Regions from separate parts of the Homo sapiens genome. Here region 2 is linked to region 1. A link is an interaction called in ENCODE POLR2A ChIA-PET data of the cell type or tissue named here. Cell type or tissue: A673. All regions are shown on one strand. Each heading gives the region's core, and the rest is flanking DNA. Links, peaks and the distances in the headings are about the cores only. Region 1 has its middle 40 kb from the start of GPR180. Region 2 has its middle 63 kb from the start of DCT.

Region 1 (2,923 bases), core at 268-2,767:
GAGCAAAACTCCATCTCAAAATAAATAAATAAATAAATAGATGATAATCTTTGATTTTTAAATATTAAAATTCTTTTACAATTTTTCTTATTACAAAGAGTAAAACATGATCTTTGTAGAGTATTTGGAAAATGAAGAAAAGGATAAATAAGAAAATCTAAATTCCACCACCCTGAGATAATCATCAAGATTTGGTTGCATTTTTTCAGTTCTTATATAATACTATATATAGTAGCACAAAGTTGGAATTGGAGAGTATTGGCATATATGAAGTTTTCATTTTTTTTTAACTTAACATTTATTTTATCATGGCAATTTGTACATCAGCATTCTTCAAAAATGTCTTTGCAGGGTGGATTGGAACAATTTGGAAAAAGAAAATGTTGGATCCCTACCTGACCCTTTACACAGCGGTTCTTGAGTCTGGTTGTACATCTCAAGTCACTTGCAGAAATTCAGAAACAATACAGTGACCACACCCCACCCTCAGAGATTCTCGACAAATTAGTCTGGGATGGAATCTAGGCATGAATATTTTTTTTCTCATGTGATTCTAATGCATAGCCTGGATAAGAACTATTGTTTTATATAAAAATAAATTCCAAGTAGATTAAAGATTGATTGTAACAATTGAAGCCATGGCATTAGTGTATACAGATGCCAGTGAAGATGGAATCTTGGGTACTGAAGAAAACCAAACGCAGGAACCCCAGAGGAAAATATTCACATACTTGATTATATGAAAGCTTTAAATTTCTGTATGCCAAAACAATCATATAAAAAACTGAAAAGCAAATCACAAAGCAGGAAAAATATTTTCAATATGCATTGTAGGCACAGTTCTTAGCAAGTGTAAAGAAAAAGATGAAGAACTAACAGAAAAGGCCAAGCATACGCAAATAACCCAGAAAAAAGTCATTATATATAAGGAGATAAAAAGCATTTCCTTTTCAAATAAAAAATAAGCTGATCTTCACTTCAGAATCTATTCCTCCTTTTCTGACTCCTCCTCCGCCACCACCTCCGCCCCCACCACTTATAACCCAGAGGCTGTACAGTAGTGTTTACATTCCTGCCCAGAAGCTCCCTAAAAAAAAAAAATCAAACTCAAGGCAGATATATTAAAACTAAAACATGAATATATAAAGAAGAAAGTCACACTGGACGCATAAAGATCTCATAAAACCAGAGGCAAAGGAACGTAGCATCATGTTATTACTGCCTGAGTCCAGCTTTGCACAGGTTCAACTTGCAATAAAAGGAAGTCTTTTCAATCTGCTCTAGTGACTTTACCCTTATTAGAATGCATACTCATTATTTTCTGATTACTCCTCTACATAAAACATATCATTTTGTACCTTGGTTTCCACACCCCTAGTATGGTATTTATATTTTATCTCTAAAGATTGTAATAAATCACTTCAAACACAATAACCCATTTAAGAATGGATTTCATAGGCAACAAGGTGCACCTTTAGTGATGTGATTGCAATCATCAGATGCTCCAATTCTCCTGAAGCATGTATTATACAGTGTGTACACAAATGCTGCAGCAGTGTAGAAGAGGCTATTACAGGCTGAGTGAGTCAACTCAACTCAGTATGTACTTCCTAGTTTCAGGATGTATCCATAGGAACCCTTTGAAATGTTTTGTTTTATTAATTTGGCTCCTTTCTAGTTTTCACTAGAGCCAATGTTTTCGAGATAATGCAGTTTAGACATGTCACAGCTGTTGAAATTCAGCATAAGCTTGAGCTGACAGTGGTGTATCATCAAGAATCAGAAAAACTAAAACAACATTATGATAAAGAGGAGAAGTATGAAAAATACGGAGAAGACAAAGGGCAGGAAATATTGCCTTACCGACTTAAAGCAGAGCCCTGGAGGGAAACATCTGGTTTGGAGCAAACAGTGATTCTTTTAGCACACTGAAGAGTTCTCACTGGATAGAGTGAGGAGTGGCTGGATCTGAGAGAGGGGTTCCTGGAAGCTGAAGAGCTGGCAGGAAATGTTGCTCTCTAGAAGGGAATTCATATTTTAAAAGGTGAAAGACCTATGACCTTAAAATCTAGATAGAAGCCATAATCTGTAATTTTTGCTATGTGTTTAAAACCCAACCTTCCTCTGCCAGGAATGTTTTCCATCTTGAATTCTCAGGTTAACTCTATGAACCACTCTACATTCTTTGAAGAACAATCAAAGATAGAATTCACAGGGATTTAAAAGCCTTGTTAGTTTGGAAATATTAAAATTTAACAACTACCAGGTATCATTTATTTCCACAAAAGCTGCTGTCTTTACAAAATGAAATAAAACATAGTCTACTAATTTGACGAGGAACATAAGTTAGATCAATCTGTGGTGTACCCAGAAAGAAACCACTTTGCACTGAAACAATCTGTCTCTTACTTACCCTGGCCCCCTCGCCAAAAAAAAAAAAAAAAAAAAAAAAAGCCTTTTACAAACATTGACTTCTGAGTAAGTCTTAAAAACTAATCTTCTGAAAGATCTATAAGGCTCACAGGCTAGGCAAGAGATTTAAAAGTTTATTTTGTGTGGGAGTAAGTTGGAATGCAGTCATGTGTGAATTAGAATCTTGAACATATCCCAAACACACCTAACTTTCTGTTCTAACCACATATGTATGATTATTTAAAACAAACATTTCATCTCATGCACATTTAAATATTATCTCCACGAACAGACAGATTAGGAAGAACATCAGGCTCGCTGAAAATTTTACACAAAACCTTCAGGTCTATAAACAATGAGCATTGCACTGAGTGGGAACAAGCACCATACATAATCTTTACAACAATTCCATGAGCTCCTAATATCAGAACTCATCTCTCAGATCTGGCCACTTCTCACTCTATCTTGTAGGACCTTTTCCTGTACTAAAAGAATGACTGTTTGCTCTGAA
Region 2 (2,923 bases), core at 274-2,773, 230 kb after region 1:
CTCAGCTAGAATGTGGGCATCAGATGAGTTAAATTTGTCACTGCTCTGTGCATATGCATGTCTGCAAATCACTATGAAAATGAATTTTAATGAGTAGGTGAACTAGCAAGTATGAAATCTGCAAGTAATGAATTACAAAAACACCAGTACTATATTTAATTCCTATACTTAATGAGGTCTTTCAAACCACCAGATTTTGGCCTCTTTGTGGAGGAAAATGAAATGATAAATAACATGAAGTGAGTTGGTAGTATGGCATACTTATTTCATATAATTCTTATAAGAATAGGTAAGGGGCTAAAAACTTTTCCTCTATCATCTTAGGTTTAGTGCCAGGCCTATGAATTAAACTGATAAAATACAGGTTAAAAGAAGAAAAAAAACCAGAGCCTATTTACACATGGTATATGTAGGACATGAGGGAGAACTCACTGATGAGTAACTCAGAGGGCTGGTTAGAATTGATAGCTTATATACCATCCTAACAGAGGGTGATAAATTCTGGAGACCTAGATAAAGGAAAGGGGGATTGGGGCTCCTAGGGGAGGTAAGTTGTGGGAAGGTGACTAAAAATATATAGTAGATAAGAGTTGTTTGGTAAGATTGTTATGCAAATAACAGCTCTCTCCTCTTTCTAGTAAGGAAGATGTGAACACCTTTACAAATAAAAATTTGTGTCAACTTTACAATGGGAAATTTATGCCCTACTTTTAGGCAAAAATGGGGAGGAGGGAGAATTCCTCTTATGTCTGGTATTTCTCAATTGTCTTCAGCTCAAAATAATTCTTATGTGAAAGTGGCATATTTTGGGGTGGCATATTCTGACCATCTTCAGATAAAATAGACAATTATTATGGCAGAACAAATGAGCATTTTTTTGTTGTTTTTGCTGTTATAACAGTTCTTAACAGATCATTCAATACAATTATGCAAACTGAGACATGGATAAAATTTTCACAGATGTGAGAAGTGTATCAACGGTGTAAAAGACTATTCCAGAATTAATTCTTGCTTTTCGTCTTGGGTTTTAATAAACGCAGCAGGAAAAATCTCCTGGGTCAATGGTCTGAATAGATAGAATGTTTACCTGAGATGCTTATCTGGTAAGCTCTCAGGATTTGCTAGTAAGTAGTTTGTAGGGACTCTAAGTCCTAGTTTGAAAATGGGGATTAGCAAGTAGGTTAAGGGTTTAGATTCTCACATTCACGGTGATTTTAAGAAAGGGGTTACAAACTGGTTTTGGGGAAGGAGATTTTTGCTCTCAGACCTGTCTTTACCAGCTGTGTGCGGAATGAATGCCTTGGAATTGCACAGGAATCCCTTTAGGTGGCGCTAGCTCATGCTGCTTAGTTGCAGCCAGCACCTTCCTTGTTGCCTCATACTTTGCAGTTGCTGCAATTGCATTACCTGCTTGGTCAAGGAGGCAGTCCTGCAGGCCACACTCAGAAGCTACTAGGCTAAGTAATAACTGCACAGAAGCAAGAGCCCTTTGCCCTAGGACTGGCGCCTTCATCACTCTTTCCTCCCCTCTTGCCAAAGGTAGAAATTTGCTTTGCTGGGTGTTTTTTTTTGTTTTGTTTTTTGTTTTTTCCTACATCACTCACAGCCTTCACTCTTTCTTGAGTTTGAGTTTTTTTTTTTCACATCATTTGGATCTCCCTCATTCAAACTGAGGAAAGACTTCTTACTAATAGCAATAAGGCACATTCTTGGGGAAGTCAGATGCCTGAGGATTTAGGGGTACTTAACTCTTTTTCCTTTTTCATGCTTTACAACTGTGATTAAGTCAGTGCAGACCACCCGTCACCATTTCTTACTGCTTAATTAAGAAACATCTCAGAATTTTCTCCCTGTTAGTTTCAGGCAGATTAGAAGGGAAAAATATTTTAACAGATGCTAAAGAGTCTTTCCAATGATTTGAAGATTAGGAGAGTGCCTTTTATAGAGCTCCCAAAGTGTTCCCTGGCTGCTTCTGCCAGAATTGAAAAAAATTTAGTGGCTGAGTACTTAATGAAAAGCCAAGATGCTCTGACAAAGAACTCCTGGGCAGCTATTACTGTAGCTCCAAAGAGTTATTGCAAATTAAATTTTATTCTTGTCCTTTATGATCTATATCAGGCAGTAGGTGTAACAGCATGACTGAAATATTCTTGTCTTACACTTTTGTTAATGAAAGCACCCATTCATTAATATATGTGTACCAGCAGGAAATATGAAATGGTGTGCTCCAGTTGAAAAGCCAGATATTGTATTGTCAACTTCGTAGGCAAAAGGCAGGGTAAATACAATTAGAGTTCGGGGACAGGGTAATTACTGTCTCCATCTGGTAACGCATTCTTTATCTGAGCTCAACCGTCTTACGGGTTTTAAGTACTTATGGGGCATCTTGCTAGGCAACCTAATAAAGGATTACTTTTTAAATGTTACCTTGAAAGCTTTTCAAGATTGCCTTTGTCTAACAACACAATATCACATCTGGTATGATTGCCATCGCTGTAAAGCAAAATCTTTTAATAGTATTTATTAAGTACTTCCCAAAGATGCATGATCACCAACATGAGTTGGTGTTAATAGAGAGTCATTAGTCAGCTCAGTTTTCAATATTTGTGGAAAAGCAGGCTCAGCAAGAAACGTATAATGAATGTAAAGCAAATACAAAACACAACATCCCTGCGGTCTGACTCCTTTTCCCGATGGATGGGAACATCACGTTTCACAGTCTAGCTGCTTGGTAATTTCTGAACACTGTCTCTAAAATATTTGGCATGAAATATCATGAGCTAAAGAAGCACGAAGAACACAGCAGCTAAAGGGAGCCTTATGGGGAGAAATGGTATTTACTTTAATGACCATGACTTAGGAAATTGCCATATTCCATACTGGGTTAATAAAGGCTTGGGGCAAAGTGGAGAGTGAGTGGCAA

What was found. ChIA-PET counts read pairs that join two places held together with the same protein. Peaks named below come from ENCODE experiments on the same cell type or tissue, not always from the same donor. Only the 100,000 strongest peaks of a DNase experiment are listed, where the experiment ranks them.
Region 2: POLR2A ChIA-PET joins it to region 1 with 8 read pairs; 2 of 35 experiments call an interaction of 5 or more read pairs at or near these places.

The regions. Positions count from the first base shown.
Region 1 is chr13:94,640,479-94,643,401 of GRCh38, reverse strand. No RefSeq gene overlaps it. Among named protein-coding and RNA genes, the nearest start is that of GPR180, 40 kb to the right of the region's middle. In A673, for the core only: no CTCF peak of the experiment used is centred there; a DNase peak (open chromatin) is centred at 1,781; H3K27ac peaks cover 1,486 bases.
Region 2 is chr13:94,415,082-94,418,004 of GRCh38, reverse strand. No RefSeq gene overlaps it. Among named protein-coding and RNA genes, the nearest start is that of DCT, 63 kb to the left of the region's middle. In A673, for the core only: a CTCF peak has its summit at 1,320; a DNase peak (open chromatin) is centred at 1,334.